2 separate regions of the Mus musculus genome follow, and region 2 is linked to region 1. The links are chromatin contacts, found by POLR2A ChIA-PET in ENCODE. All regions are on one chromosome and are shown on one strand. The core of a region is the stretch at or near the end of the contact, and the rest is flanking DNA. Distances in the headings are between cores, read along the strand shown.

The links. ChIA-PET counts read pairs that join two places held with the same protein, here RNA polymerase II (POLR2A).
Region 2: POLR2A ChIA-PET joins it to region 1 with 10 read pairs in embryonic stem cell. The contact joins the promoter of Klf1 here to the enhancer-like site in region 1. POLR2A ChIA-PET finds 5 or more read pairs at or near these places in 4 of 5 experiments (Patski and embryonic stem cell).

What each region holds. Positions count from the first base shown.
Region 1 is chr8:84,814,427-84,817,254 of GRCm38, reverse strand. It overlaps Dand5 (DAN domain family member 5, BMP antagonist), which reads left to right. Exons shown (of 2, transcript NM_201227.3): 2 at 722-1,850. The coding sequence ends at 967. Among named protein-coding and RNA genes, the nearest start is that of Dand5, 7.0 kb to the left of the region's middle. Within about 2 kb of position 1,559, at least 1 of the 3 ENCODE cell types and tissues checked has a DNase peak (open chromatin) inside an H3K27ac peak, as active enhancers do.
Region 2 is chr8:84,900,429-84,903,319 of GRCm38, reverse strand. Klf1 (Kruppel-like factor 1 (erythroid)) reads right to left here and starts at 1,338. Exons shown (of 3, transcript NM_010635.3): 1 at 1,205-1,338; 2 at 1-631. The coding sequence starts at 1,291.

The DNA.
Region 1 (2,828 bases), core at 310-2,809:
TCGGCAGAGGCAGAGGCAGAAGCAGAGGCAGAGGCAGAGGCAGAGGCAGAGGCAGAGGGAGAGGCAGAGGCAGAGGGAGAGGCAGAGGGAGAGGCAGAGGGAGAGGCAGAGGTAGAGGCAGGCAGATCTCTGAGTTGAAGGCTGTCTGGTCTACAGAGTGAGTTCCAGGACAGACAGGGCTACACAGAGAAACCCTGTCTTAAAATAATAAACAAACAAACAAGTAAATAAAATTAATTCTATGGGTGTTTTGTATGCATATATGTGTGTCCTATACATATGTTTGGTGCCCAAAAAGAGTTGTCAAATCCTCTGAAATGGAGAAGTTGTGAGTTGCCATACAGGCGCTGAGAATTGAACCCAGGAGCTCACCAATTCAGCTAGGCTGGGTTGGCCAGCAAGCCCCAGGGAGCCTTCTGTCGTCACCTTCTCAGGGTTGAGATTACAGGTGTGTGTCCCATTTTATGTGAGCGCTGGGGGTCTTCATGCTTGCACCACATCATTTTATGACTCTCACCAGCCTCGGATTTGGAAGATTTTATGCAAGCAAGAGTGTGGAAAGGTCGAGTAAGTTGCTTCGGGCCACACAACTAGGAGGATTGAAACAGCCTCCAGCCTTCAGCATCGACATCTTTCTGTCCGCTTAGAAGTGGATGGTAACCATTCTTGTTCCTCTAGTCCTAGACTCCACAGTGCTGATTGTCCCTGTCTCTGTTTGCAGGTGATCTCCAGGCCTGGTTGCACAAGTGCCCGGGTCCTTAATCATCTCTGTTTTGGCCGCTGTTCCTCCTTCTACATTCCCAGCTCGGATCCCACCCCTGTAGTCTTCTGCAACAGCTGTGTGCCGGCTCGAAAGCGCTGGACATCGGTGACGCTGTGGTGTGGAGCTGGCCAATTAGCCTCCCCTCGGCGGGTGAGGATTTCCACGGTATTGGTCCAGAAGTGTCAGTGCCGCCCGAAGCTGTGAGCTGAGCATCCTAGAGGAATGCGCAGGACATGAATGAACCTTGGCAAGAAGCAGGAGACGCAATAGAAAGACGTGACCTGAATGATGTGCATCGGGTCAAGAGAGCAGAATTGGACAGGGCCAGAATACTAGACATGGTCCCCCAGTCATGGGTTTAGACCACTAATAGTCGTAGAATGTGGGGCTAGGGTATAACTCAGTGGGAGAGGGCTTGCCTAGCATGCATGAAGCCCTGGGTTCTATTCGTATGTGATATGTGGAGGTTAAAAAAAGGTGAAAATTAGCTATAGTGTATGATTAGCCCTGTGTGAGAGGGAACATTCATGCCACAATCACTAACTCACGTCCTCCTCAGGAATCCTCAGCAGTCCCGCAAGGTAGAATTTCACCATGGGTCATTTTACAGATGAGGAAACCGAAGCTATTTAGGCACTGTCACTTTTGGAGAGGGGTGGAATAGGGAGAGGGCTTCAGACACAGCCCTGACGCACGCGCAGCACAGCTCCCTGCTGAGCTCCTCCCCCAGCCTGGGGTTCCGCTTTTAGCCACTAGGTGGCACCGCGTCCCAGTGTCCAAGACAGACACTCCCAACTGTTATGATGACAGCACTACCCAAACCTGGACACTCAGCAAAGATGACCCTGTTCTGGGGACACCAGAATAACAGCAGCAGCAGCAACAACAACAGCAACAAACTATGGCAGGCAAGCAGGAAGCAGCTGCTAGGAAAACCTGGCCCCAACCAGAGGCGACCCCGCATGTGTGCAGCTGCCTCTCTCATCGACAGTAGCCAGGGGTTTCCCTTTTTGCCCCACCCGAGACCCCGCAGCAGCCTCATGCCCAGCCTGGCATTCCGTGGGAACCATAAAGGTTGGCCAAGTCCAGCTGTGCGTGCTTCTTTCTGACTAGGGTTTCCTGGGTGGGGGGCTCCCTCTTCAGCTGGGGGGCAGGGTGTGTGGCAGCCAGGCAGCCTAGCTCTGGGCGGCTGGAAACAGGGCTCTGGCAGATGGGCCCGTCTGGCAGAGACTCAGAGACATGTGGCAGCGTCGCTTCAAATGCCCCCCCAGTGCTGGGTAGAGGGAGCTGGTCAACTTCCCCCCTCCCTGGCCCTCTTCCTGCTTCAGGAAGGAAAGATCCAGGTGAGGGGGAACAGGAGGGCCCCCCACAAGGAAACAGATGGGACAGCACAGCGTGGGAGCTTCGACCCCTGACCTTACAGGCCTGAACAGAGGGGTGGGAACCTGCTTGGCTGCCAGCTCCCAAGACTGTCCTAGAGAGAGGGTCATGGAGCCCTGGGGGGCCGGGGAGAGCGCCCTCCTGCCTGTCCCTAGAGCTTGGTGGTAAAGCTCATGCAGTGTCTGAGCTGGCAGCTCAACCCAAGCACCCCTTTTCTGGCGGGCACAAGATGCCTGCATCCCTCCACCTCAGCTGTGCCCACCTCCTGCCAGCCTGGAGAGCCAGCTGGGAACCTTGGTGCCAGGGGGGAGGCAGAGTCACTGCGCCCTCCCAGGCAGTGCCAGTCGGCCCCTGCTGCTGCCCCCCAGGCCCAGTAATGGGTGGGTAATGAGTGCTGGGGGAGTGGGGGAGGGGCGGGGAGGCAGGTGCCACAGGCTCTGGCACCGGGGGCCGCTAATCAGGTTTGCCAACGCCATCTGTCATCGTGCGAGCATCTGGGGCTCAAGGTGACCCTGTCACCCTCAGTTACAATTATGAGTTTGGCATCTGTATTAAAGCTCGCCAGCCGGCCAGGCAGGGGAGGGCTGGGGTGGATAAGGGGGTGCACGGTGAGCCCCATCCCTGGGGTCTGGTTCCCAGGGGCTGTGTAGCTGCCAAGGCAGGGAGCTTCTCTGCACTGTGTGTG
Region 2 (2,891 bases), core at 89-2,588, 86 kb before region 1:
TGGCCACAGTCCCAGGTCCCAGACAATTCAAGAAGGAAGGGGGCGCCGTGGGACCAGCAGAAGGCGCCGCGAGCCCGCGAAAGAGCTGGAAGTGGCCTTGGTACTGTGGCGCGGGGTACAGCGCGGGGTATCCCGACAGCAGCCCATAGGGGGCGCCTGGAGCTGCGGGCACCGCAAGCCCCGCCCGCGGGAAGAAGCCCCCTACGGAGCCCGCTCGCGAGTCGGAGTACGAGGGCTGAGCCTTGGGAGCGAGTCCCGGGGCCAGGGCAGGGGCCACGAAGGGTTCAGGGGCTGGGGGTCTCGGAGTCGGGTGCGCCCAGCTTGTGTGCTCCTCGGAGCCCAAAGGCCCAGTCACCAACCCTGGGCCACCCGCATAGGCGCCCAGAGACTCAGGCGGCTCGAACTGTGCCACTGGCCCCACGCTGGGCGCCAGGGCACAGGTCCGGGAAGTGCCGGGAGACTCGGAACCTGGAAAGTTTGTAAGGAAAAGATCCGGGTCCCACGCACAGGTCACGTCCCTCTCATCGTCCTCTCCGGAAGGGTCCTCCGATTTCAGACTCACGTGATGGGACGGCCCCGTGGGATTCGGGGGCCCCGGCCCCAAATCCTGCGTCTCCTCAGACCGCCACCACTGCGGGAGGGAGCGTACTGCTTGAATGGTAGGCACTGGGTACCTGGCCCTCAAACAACCCTGGCTGGAAACACCGTTGGTGCCTGTCATTTACCCACACGGTTCCCCTAACCCCTTTCTCAGCTCCAGACAACTCCATTAGGTCTTGCTAGAGACAGCTAAGACACTTACCAAGAATAGTATTCAGGATGGGAGAAGGGGTTGCAGAGTTCTGAGTCAAAGGGGACAGCTTCGACTCCGTTTTCCCTAGCCTTTCCCTGTCTTCACATAGCCCAGAAAATTACAGCTCAAAGCCTGGAAATCCCAGGACACCTTTATCTGGACCTTTGTCTCTATGAGCCTAGTCTCTTAAGATATAGAGCTTAGAATTCTGCTTCCTGTTGGAGAAATAGGCCTCACCTTGATCTCAGACCCCTAGAACATCTCCCCCAAACAAGGCTCAGAGGCTCTCCCACTCCTCCACCCCCAAAAAACAGAGCAGAGGATATTAAAGTAAGATAGACGCCCCACCCCTAAGCACTATGCCCTATGCAAGACCACCTGCCCCCTCCCACACACTCACACTGGCCCCACCTTGAGGAAGTCCTCCTGGGTGTCCAGGAACTGTCCCAGGGTGGTGAGTGTACTGATGGAGGGTAAGACAGTCTCAGCTGAGGCCATGGCTGGCTGGTGTCCACCCTGGACCTCAGGCCTCCTCTCTCTCTTCTGCCTCATGGGCTATGAGGCTAGGAAAGTTTCTTGGAGGGCTCCTGTCTGCCCACATCTGATTGGCTGTCTTCCCTGATAAGACCCAGGCAAAGCAAAACGGCAAAGGAGGGGTGTGTGCGATATGTGTGTGGTGTGCTTCTTTTTTTTTTTTTTTAAGGTTTTCGAAACAGGGTTTCTCTGTGTAACTGAGCCCTGGCTGTCCTGGACTGGCTTATGTAGACCAGGCTGGCCTAGAACTCACAGACATCTGCCTACCTCTGTCTCCTGAGTGCTGGGATTAAAGTTGTGATGTGTCACTTTCAAGGAATAGACCTCACCCTGGCCTGTTTTCAAACTGGTCCCTGAAAACCAACCCTGTATGTAAAGTCAATCAGATGTCAAGGAATAGGGGCTTCAAAGTTTTAGGATTCAGGTTGGGTAAAGAAAAGTCCTGGTCGCTGCTCCCCACCCCCACCCCACCTCCCACAGGACTGAGAAGACCCCTCTGGTTTGGTTTCAAGTCTCTCTCCAAGGAGTGGACCAGGAAGGATAGATTTCTTGGGAAAGGTCTTTGGGACCCTTTGACCCCCATGGAGACCACTGCAGTCCTTACTCTCCCAGACAACAGCAGCAACGGTGCTAGTGGCGGGCCTTGGCACCGGCTCCCTTTCAGGCATTATCAGACACACCAGATGTTTCAGGCCGCTATCAGGTAGGGGGCCCAGAACAACCATAGCTCTGTTCCTCCTTGAGCAGAAGAGCTGGGGGTTGGTGCCACAAATTATTTTAGCTTTGAATTGCTCTGTTGTGTTGAGGTCTGAGCTGTTTAGCAAAAGGAGTCCCCTCAAATCAGCCCACTCTGGGGCTCTGAGGACCCTCACTGGCTACTGCATGGAGCTGAAGGGGATGGCTAGGAAGTTTACAGTGTGGTGGGCTAGGACCCATAGATGGAGCTGCAGCTAGTATGCCGTTCAGAAGAGCTCAGCCCTGACTCTGCCTAACGGCTCATTGTGTGCGGGACCCCATGATAGATGGCCTGCTATTCCCATACTTCTATTCTGGTGCCCTATGAGTCAGGGTAGGGAAATGGGGTGTCACGGGTACAATAATATCACACATACACCATCATTGCTCGGTGTCCATAGGGGACATCAGATCCATTATAGAAAATGGTACCTAGTCAGGCATGGTAGTGATGCCTTTAATCCCAGCACTTGGAAAGCAGAGGCTGGTGGATCTCTATGAATTTGAAAGGTCTGTTTGGTCTACATAATAAGTTCCAGGACAACCAGGGCTACATAGTCTTTGTCTCGAAAGACGACAACAAGGGTAAAACAGTGCTGGGGACTTAGCTTCATGGAGTGCTTGCACCGTATTAACTTTAAAAGAAAAGCATAAAGACCTAGGTTCAGATCCCTGGCACTGACACAAAAGCCAAGTGTCACTGTGCATGTCTAAGACTAGTGCTAGACAGATGGAAACGGGAAGATACCTGGTGCTCACTGGATAGTCAGCCTAGCCGATCAGGTCCAGTGTCAGGCCCAGCATAGGAAATAAGGTAAAGAAAACGAAG